2 separate regions of the Homo sapiens genome follow, and region 1 is linked to region 2. Evidence: chromatin loops called from intact Hi-C (ENCODE). Cell type or tissue: PC-3. All regions are shown on one strand. Region 1 overlaps PDE1C (phosphodiesterase 1C). Region 2 overlaps PDE1C (phosphodiesterase 1C).

What was found. A loop is a pair of places that touch in the nucleus more often than their neighbours do. Peaks named below come from ENCODE experiments on the same cell type or tissue, not always from the same donor. Only the 100,000 strongest peaks of a DNase experiment are listed, where the experiment ranks them.
Region 1: a loop joins it to region 2, with 2.2 times the contacts of the local background. A loop is called at or near these places in 1 of 110 quality-filtered maps.

What each region holds. Positions count from the first base shown.
Region 1 is chr7:32,032,487-32,036,486 of GRCh38, reverse strand. All of the region lies in intron 2 of PDE1C (phosphodiesterase 1C), which reads left to right. Among named protein-coding and RNA genes, the nearest start is that of PDE1C, 36 kb to the left of the region's middle. In PC-3, CTCF peaks have their summits at 1,989 and 2,188 (motif pointing right); a DNase peak (open chromatin) is centred at 2,286; H3K27ac peaks cover 853 bases.
Region 2 is chr7:31,955,272-31,959,271 of GRCh38, reverse strand. The region is part of intron 2 of PDE1C (phosphodiesterase 1C); the gene reads left to right. Among named protein-coding and RNA genes, the nearest start is that of PDE1C, 110 kb to the left of the region's middle. In PC-3, no CTCF peak of the experiment used is centred here; a DNase peak (open chromatin) is centred at 1,761; H3K27ac peaks cover 2,596 bases.

The sequences.
Region 1 (4,000 bases), 77 kb before region 2:
GCTCTGCTTTTTGTTTATTATTTCCTTTCTTCTACTTACTTTGGGTTTAATTTGCTCTTCATTTTCTAACTTCTTAAGGTGAAACGTAGGGCATTGATTTTAAACCTTCCATCTTTTCTAATATGAGCATTTAAGCTATACAACTCACTCTAAGCACTTTCTTTCTCTGTACATCCCTGTTGCCTCATCCATACCCCTATTGTTACCTAGTAAACCCGTAGGATGGATATGCTGGGGCAGGTGAATGAATGAATGAATGTAGCTGACCTGGTAGTTTAGATGGCTCTTCCTTCATCCTTGTTTCTTGCGTATGTGGTTCTCAGACAAAGGAATTCCATTTATAGGAGAAAAAGTCATTTCTGAAGTAAACAATTTGTGAATGGAGAAACCTGTGTTTAGAAAAAGTGTGGTACCTGTGAGGCTGGCCTGACACTTAAAGAGCATGATTCCACTGCTATGTTGGCTGAATTTTCTCTGAGCTTGCCCCACTCTGGTGTTTCCTTCACAGGCCAGGCTGTCCTTCTTGTTCATTATCCAAGGGGGTCAAGATGAAATTTCTCTCCCTTCAAGTCAGTTTTCACAATTGACCAGGCACGTTAAAGCTGAAACATGGGATTACCTTTCCTGTTTTCTCAGCAGCAGCTGGCATCCATTGCCATCAGAAGCAAGAGCTGCCCTCTGCTAATAGACTCTATACACTTGGACAGAGATGATTCATACTGCTAGGATTTCGAGCTCCTGGGTCTCTTGAGATGAAAACTCTCAGATGCATAGATTTTCTGGCTTTTGGCAACTCATTTAATGAGCAAATAATTCGGATGCTCTTTACCCCCGCAAGGAAATAGGGAATTCCCTGGGAAATTTAGTTTGGGACCCATCACTGTATAAATCATTTACAACAAACGTTGATCAGAAAATATAATTTCTTTATTCTCTTCCTTTTAAATTTATACCATTGGTATTGATTGCAAAACAAACAACAACCAAACAAACAAGCTAGGTGTAAGAGTTAAAGAAAGAGGAAAGAAACGTGAAAAGCAGCTCAATAGTCAAAGACAGGTTTATTTTGGAGAATAAACCTGAGAGGGGCTTCTGGCCAATTTGGTCAGGAGCACTCTCTCTTACAGACTAAGAGTATTTAGGGGTTCAGAGTGAGAGAGTTTATCACAGGCTCGGAATGTTTCTGTGTGGAGGAGAAGTTTATTGTGGGGTTGGAATGTCTCTGGTTGTAGGGGAGTTTATCTTGGGGCAGGCATGTCTCTGGTTGTGGAGGCGTTTGTCTTAGGGTTGGAATGCTTCTGGTTGGAGATGTCATTTGTAGTTTATGGTCATGCTGACATTAGCCATTAGGCTGATGTCCTTTGGGTTGGATTTCGGTGGCTTTTGATCAAGGGGAACTTTAAAATGTTGGTGCTTTTCCAAGAGGGCAATGCTCCTGCTCTGTCACTAGGCTGAGGAGAAACTAAACTTTGCCTTTAAATAATAGAGTATGATTGTAATAATAAAAATAGCCATAATATTACTTGAAGATGCATGATAATCATGTCCTTGGCACTGAGATAAATGCTTTACACACTTATTTAATTTTTATTAACTCCTCTGGGATAGGTGCTATAATATTATTGCCTCCATTTTATGGGTGAGAAAACTGAGTCTTAGATAATCATAAGTAACTTTCCAAGGTCAGGAAATGATGGGGCTTGGTTCAATTGAGGTCAATTTGACTTTTGGCCCCAATCTCTTAACTCTTATGCTACCTTGCCTCTGTATTTAACTTTGGAGGTATTGGGATATAGTGACAAAGGTGGGATTATGACTTAGTGTTTACATTAAAGTTCACATCAGTACTGTTTGGAGGTTTGGTTAATTCCTGTTTAGATTTTTTGTGCATTTGAAGCCAAGCATGACTGGGAGCTACCATGAACACACCTTGGGGAGAAAAGGAAAATAATTTTTGTAGAGAATGGGGACCTCAGTGAAAACTGTGCCAAGGAATAGGATCTCCAAATCGCTCAGCCTCTTTTTTCACTGCTAAGGGGAATCCATCCACCAGATTGGCATCTTTGTCCGAGGCACAAATCTGTGCAGCACAAATCAGCTTTTCTTCATTCTTGTGAGATTTATGGGATGTGGCTTCTGATTGAGCCATAATGGGTAGGGGGAGTGGGGGATGTGAGTAGGGGAGAGGGTAACCAGAAGCTCCAGCCCATCTGTTGGGCCACAAGAGGGCTTAATTTCTTCCTCATTTTGCTTTTAGAAGTTCATGAAGGAAACCTGTTTTTCCAGTTCTTTGCTCATGTTGTCTCTCTGCTCTTTCCAGTAAGGGGTTGATATCCAGGTGCTGTATGCTGGTTTGACTGTGACACACAGTAAAAAAATACACTTTACATTATGCGTGCAAACACACACACACACACACACACACACACACAGTCTCTCATCTTACTACCACTGATTAAGTCTAATTTTCCTATTCTATTTTATTAACATAAAATTGTTGGCTATAACCCAGTAAGCTGATTTTATTATCTACTGATAGAGAGCAGTCCATAATTTGAAAATTACTGATAATGGTTGGTGGGAGTAGAGTATCAGAGCATAAGCTATATCCTTTTGGGGATGAATTTAAATGTCCAGGTCTAATCTGGACATATATTAATGCATATAAGTACGTTAATAAATCAGGGTACTGTTTTTGTTTTCTGGAGATAACTCAATATCCTTCCAGGGGTCTTTGGGTTTTCCTCCAACCTGAATTAGAAGCAAGCCATGACAATTTCTCTCTTGGGTCTGTGGGTCAAGTCAAAGGAGGTAGCCAACAGAGAGAGAACCTGGTGGAGTTTCAAGGTGACAGTTCAGGGTCCCCTATTTGTCTCAGTGGTTCAGGGTGAAGATACAAGGTCAGGAAGCTGACTGTGCTCGGGAACCACTTCTTGAAAATCTGTATTCTTTAGAGTTTTGCAGTAGATAACAGCAATAATGGAAAACAGGTTTTTTTGTTTTTTGTTTTTTTGCCAAGGTACTGACTGAAGGAAGGACATTTATCCCCTTAATAACAAAGGGAATTGCGCTCCTTTGATGCTCAGAGTGGCATGAAATATATTCCATATACATTCTTCAACATGCTTTCCAGACTGTAAGTTCATTAAAACTACTGAATGAATTCCAGGGTGAGGAAGATTAAGCTGTAATTTACTATATTTCATGGCTCGCTTCTCCCTTTTCTTTGAGCCCATTCATCTGTGGATGAGTCACAAAGAGATAGCAAATGCACCACAGAGCATCACGCCTCTAGGACAGCTTTGGGAACTAACAATTGATTCTGCTAGGATGCCATCAAGAGAGAGTCTGCCCCTTCCCTTCTGCCTTGCCCTGCCTGGGGATTCAGCCCTCCTTTCATCCTGGGAAGGTCTTACTCCGTCAGCTGATCTCAGCTGAAGATTAGTTTTGAGAAGTCACCTTCTGAATTATTGTGTTGGTAAGAGAGCTTGTGATCTCCAGTTCATGGTCTGGTCTTTCCCCATCTCCAGCTCTCTGCTCACTTGTTAGTCTTTCCTTGTGTACCCGAGCTTTGCTGCTGCATTACTCACAGGAACCTTACAAACAGCACTTCTCAAAAAGTTTAATGTGATCATCTGGGGATGTTTTTAAAACGTGGATTCTGATCCCGCAGAGCTGGGATGGGGCCTGAGATTCTGCATGTCTAACGGTTACTGATGCCCTGGTTCTTGGCCATTCTTTGGGGAGGGAGGCTCCACAGGTTGGTGCATAGGTGTGGAGAGGGCACTGTCTGTGTGCACAGCCCTCATTTTCATAAGACCCGGCATGTGACCATAAGATGGTAGGTTTTTATCTATAATAATAGAAGCAGGAATCACGATTCCTTCTTGGTAGAGCTGATATTTTCTCTCTAGTCCAGTCACTTTTCTCTTTGCATTCATCTTGTATTTACATGTGCCTTTTGGGAATCAGTGTTCCTGTCAGTGGCTGTCTCCACACA
Region 2 (4,000 bases):
GCCACTGCATTCCAGCCTGGGCAACAGAGTGAGACTGTGTCTCAAAAAACAAACAAACAAACAAACAAACAACAAAACAAAAAACAAAAAACAAATTGACCAAAATTATGTGAATGAATTATATTTTTTTGTAAACAATTATTACATATAAATCATAAAACTAGCAATACATCTCATAATAAAATGGAGGGAGATGATGATTATGGCTCTTTGATTAGGCTTTGGGGACTCTTATTTTCTGTTGGTTTTCATTCATCACTCCTGAGATTTTTGTACTGGGGAAAGGGGTGATAGGAAGAAGTGTCAGGAAGCCTCAGCTCTAGAAAGTAGAAAGCTGTAGAAAGTTCTGAGAAAATCTACGTATAGAAGTCAAGGTCTGGAAATGTATTCCTTACAATTATCTGTATAGTATACACTTCAGAGTATCCTTTCAGAGCTCCAGGATATGAGGGGGATCCAGGGGAAGATTTCTTTGCTGATTAACCAATCCAGAGACTTCTCTAGAATTCCAAAATTCCTTGGAAAGTCATCTAATATGCCTAAATCATTCCAAAGTAATAAATGTGTATATAGCACCTAGTTTTTTGAATTGTGTCTGGGTGCACTATGATATATAATAAATTATTTTGCAGATTTCCTGAAACTGCAGCAAGATCATTAAACCAGAACATTTATTGAATGACTACTGTTCGACAGGCACTGTGGTAGGCAGTTTTTAGGTATGCTTGATATGTGAAGATTGGAAATTACAAGACAGATAAATCAAGGCTGGATATTCAGATTGCAAAAGGCAGCTTTGCAAAAGAATTAGTCATAGAGTGTCTGTAAATAGAGTACTCTCAACTGCAATTTGAATTGCTCAATTTACAAAAATAATCAGTTTACAGAGAGTTGCTTAGGAATATTTTGACCACATAATGTCAGATGCACCTCTGTGCTTGAAGCAAGTGTTTATAAAGGCAGAAACATGTCTAAATATGATTGTAATCTTTAAAGAAGACCATTATGGGTGTTGGTTGGAGGCTCATTAGGGTCAATTGACGAGCCCTGGAAAACGGCACATGCTTGGAAGCGGAAACTGAGGTCAAACCTTTCTGTCTGTGTCACTTAACTTGGCACTAGCATGAATGAAAGGTAATTTACTCTGCAGATGTTTGGATGAAAAAACATTTTTTATGTAATGTTAGCTGTAAAATAATTTTTAAGCCAGAAGAAGCATTTCATTTAATCACTTCAGTATATTTAAGGTTTAGAACTCCTAGCGAGTGGAAAACCAACTGCTCACTGGTACATTCAACATTCCATATGTGTCATACTGGAGATTTGTGGCTGGAAACTGTGTTTTGAATAAAACCCAGTTGATTTTCAGGGTCATTTAGCCTTTGGATGGTAACTTGTTAAAAAATATAAAGCAAATCAGATCCTGGTTGCTACTTAGTGGCTTCACAACAGATGATATTTTCTACCTGCTTGTCTTTTAACACCCTCCCGACCCCATTCCACCCAGCAATACCAACGCCACATCTGGAAAGAAATTGCTGAGAAAATGCATTTCTGCTAAGCTACTCAGGAAGAGAACACCAGTGTATGCAATGCTGCACAAAAACTGTGCTAATATGGCCCAGTGTTTCCCATTTTTAAAAAATGACACTGTTGATATATAAAAAAAAGAAAGAATTATCTTGTTATATCCTACAGAGAAGCAAACTAAGTTTGCCAGTGATGACACAGTTTTCAAATGCTGAGTCACTTCCTATTGTCCCTTGCTGTGTATTTTGACTGTAAGAACCCAAGGCATCAGTGAGGGTGAGGAGGTTTGTTCCATCCTCTACAGGTGATAGATAATCCAGACTCTACTGGGGTCTCATCTGCAGCTGTTTTCAAGGACTACATGGAAACTGTTGAATGAGGGAATTGGGTGATGCCAGGGTTACAGCGAAAGGGTTTATATTTGTGCCTGATAGCTACAAGCTGGCTAATGCCCACAGTAGGAGGAACCAGTGGAAAACTGATGCATTATTCTTATGCTTGAAATGTCAACGTGGGGTTGCATAAACCTTCTTTACATTTATATCAGTTTAATTGACTTGGCTATCTAGTATGAAATGTAAGACTGGAGGAAATCATATGTATTTTTAAATTTCTGTTTGAATACCACAGTGGTTTTAATACAGAGCAATTATTTTTACCTCTTTAAAAAGAGTAATTAATGAATTTTCCTATTTTTATTGCTCATTGTCAGTCAATTTCACCCCTGGTGTTTGCATATGTTTAGATTATAGTCTTTTTGTAGAGAAATGAGGCAGCCTTATTAGGAAGAATATTTATATACTCAAGATGAAAAATCTCTTCTGCATACGGAAGCATCCCAATTTATAAACAGGTAGCTGAGACCTGTACAAATATAAATTGGTCCTCCTGTTTCTCTGCCCATGATTTTAACCAATTTGTGTTCAATTCTATGTCTATGAATACTTTGAAAGACTTACAGTTGTGGTAAAAGTTAGGAATTTTAGTTTGTGTTGAGTATTTTATTTTTGGAAAACAAGTGAGCTAGATTTTAATTTGAGTTTTTGCTGATTGACTCATTCTGGTTTTTTTTTTGTTTTTGTTGTTGCCCTTGGTGGCTGCAGGAGACATGGATAATTTCAGGCTGTCCTGAAATTTGCTTCTGTGTAACCTATCTAAAGAAGGCTTTTTTCTTACTGTGAACAGGGCTCGTCTGCCTGTTTGCTTAGGAATGCTTCCAGATATATCTGAGTTGTAGCATTAAAAAAAAAAACAAAACGAACAATAATGATCAAAGAAATAGATGAGTCAGAAGGAGCTTGCCCCACTGTTACAGACTGTCTGCCTGGATGCCATAAAGGGAGAAAAAGGGGCTGGGTGCAGTGGCTCACACCTGTAATCCCAGCACTTTGGGAGGCCCTGGCAGGCAGATCACGAGGTCAAGAGATCAAGACCATCCTGGCCAACATGGTGAAACCCCATCTCTACTAAAAATACGAAAATTAGCTGGGCGTGGTGGTGCACGCCTGTAGTCCCAGCTACTTGGGAGGCTGAGGCAGGAGAATCACTTGAACCTGGGAGGCGGAAGTTGCAGTGAGCCGAGATCGCACCACTGCACTCCAGCCTGGGCGACTCTGTCTCAAAAAAAAAAGCGGGGAGAAAAAGTAGACCCTTGCTGAGGCCACATGAAGTGCCAGGACAGAAGCTCTGCTGGTCCTCACCATCGCCCTTTGACTCAGGTGCTGTTGTTAATCCCATTTTACTTGTGAGGACATGGAACTTCAGAGAGGGTCACCGAAAACCTCCAGGTCATTCAGCTCAAATCAGAGCTTCATGTCCCTAACACTCTTAAGCATAAGCTGTGTTGCCTCTGAAGGAAGACAGTGCAGACAGAAGAGAAGAGCAGCTTAGACAGTGAACTTTGGATACCAGAGTGACGTAGCACTGGCAGGCGGGACTCTTGTGGGAGCCACATGGTAAATCAGTATATTCCTTCAGTGACCTGAGCAAATCATTTAATTTCCCGGACCCTCAATTTTTTTACGTTTCAAATGAGATAGTTGGGTAGGATGCTATCTGGACCTGGCAATATTCTCTAGGTACTTCCATGAGTTAAATGTTCAACCTGGAGTGCTGCAACTAGTTACTAGGAGTTGGAATTTTTAAATTTTAAGACAATTAATCAGTATACTTTATACTGCCCCACCCCATTTTGGGCACAAGGAAATTCCTATTATTGAACCTACTCTCTGGAAATTGCCTCCTGAAGACTAAACTTTTTAAGTTCTTTATAAGATTAGCTCATATTTAACTGATGGTTTCAGCATTTTGTTTTGATTTGAGGGTAACTTTACCAATGAAGGTAAAACCTTAACCTTATTTCCCTATCTGCCAGAATAAGGCAGAGGAAAACACACTTTGGGTATATATGGGCATCCTGCTTCAGTGGGAAGGATTTAATGAAATGGGCATAGTAGATATCAGTGTGATT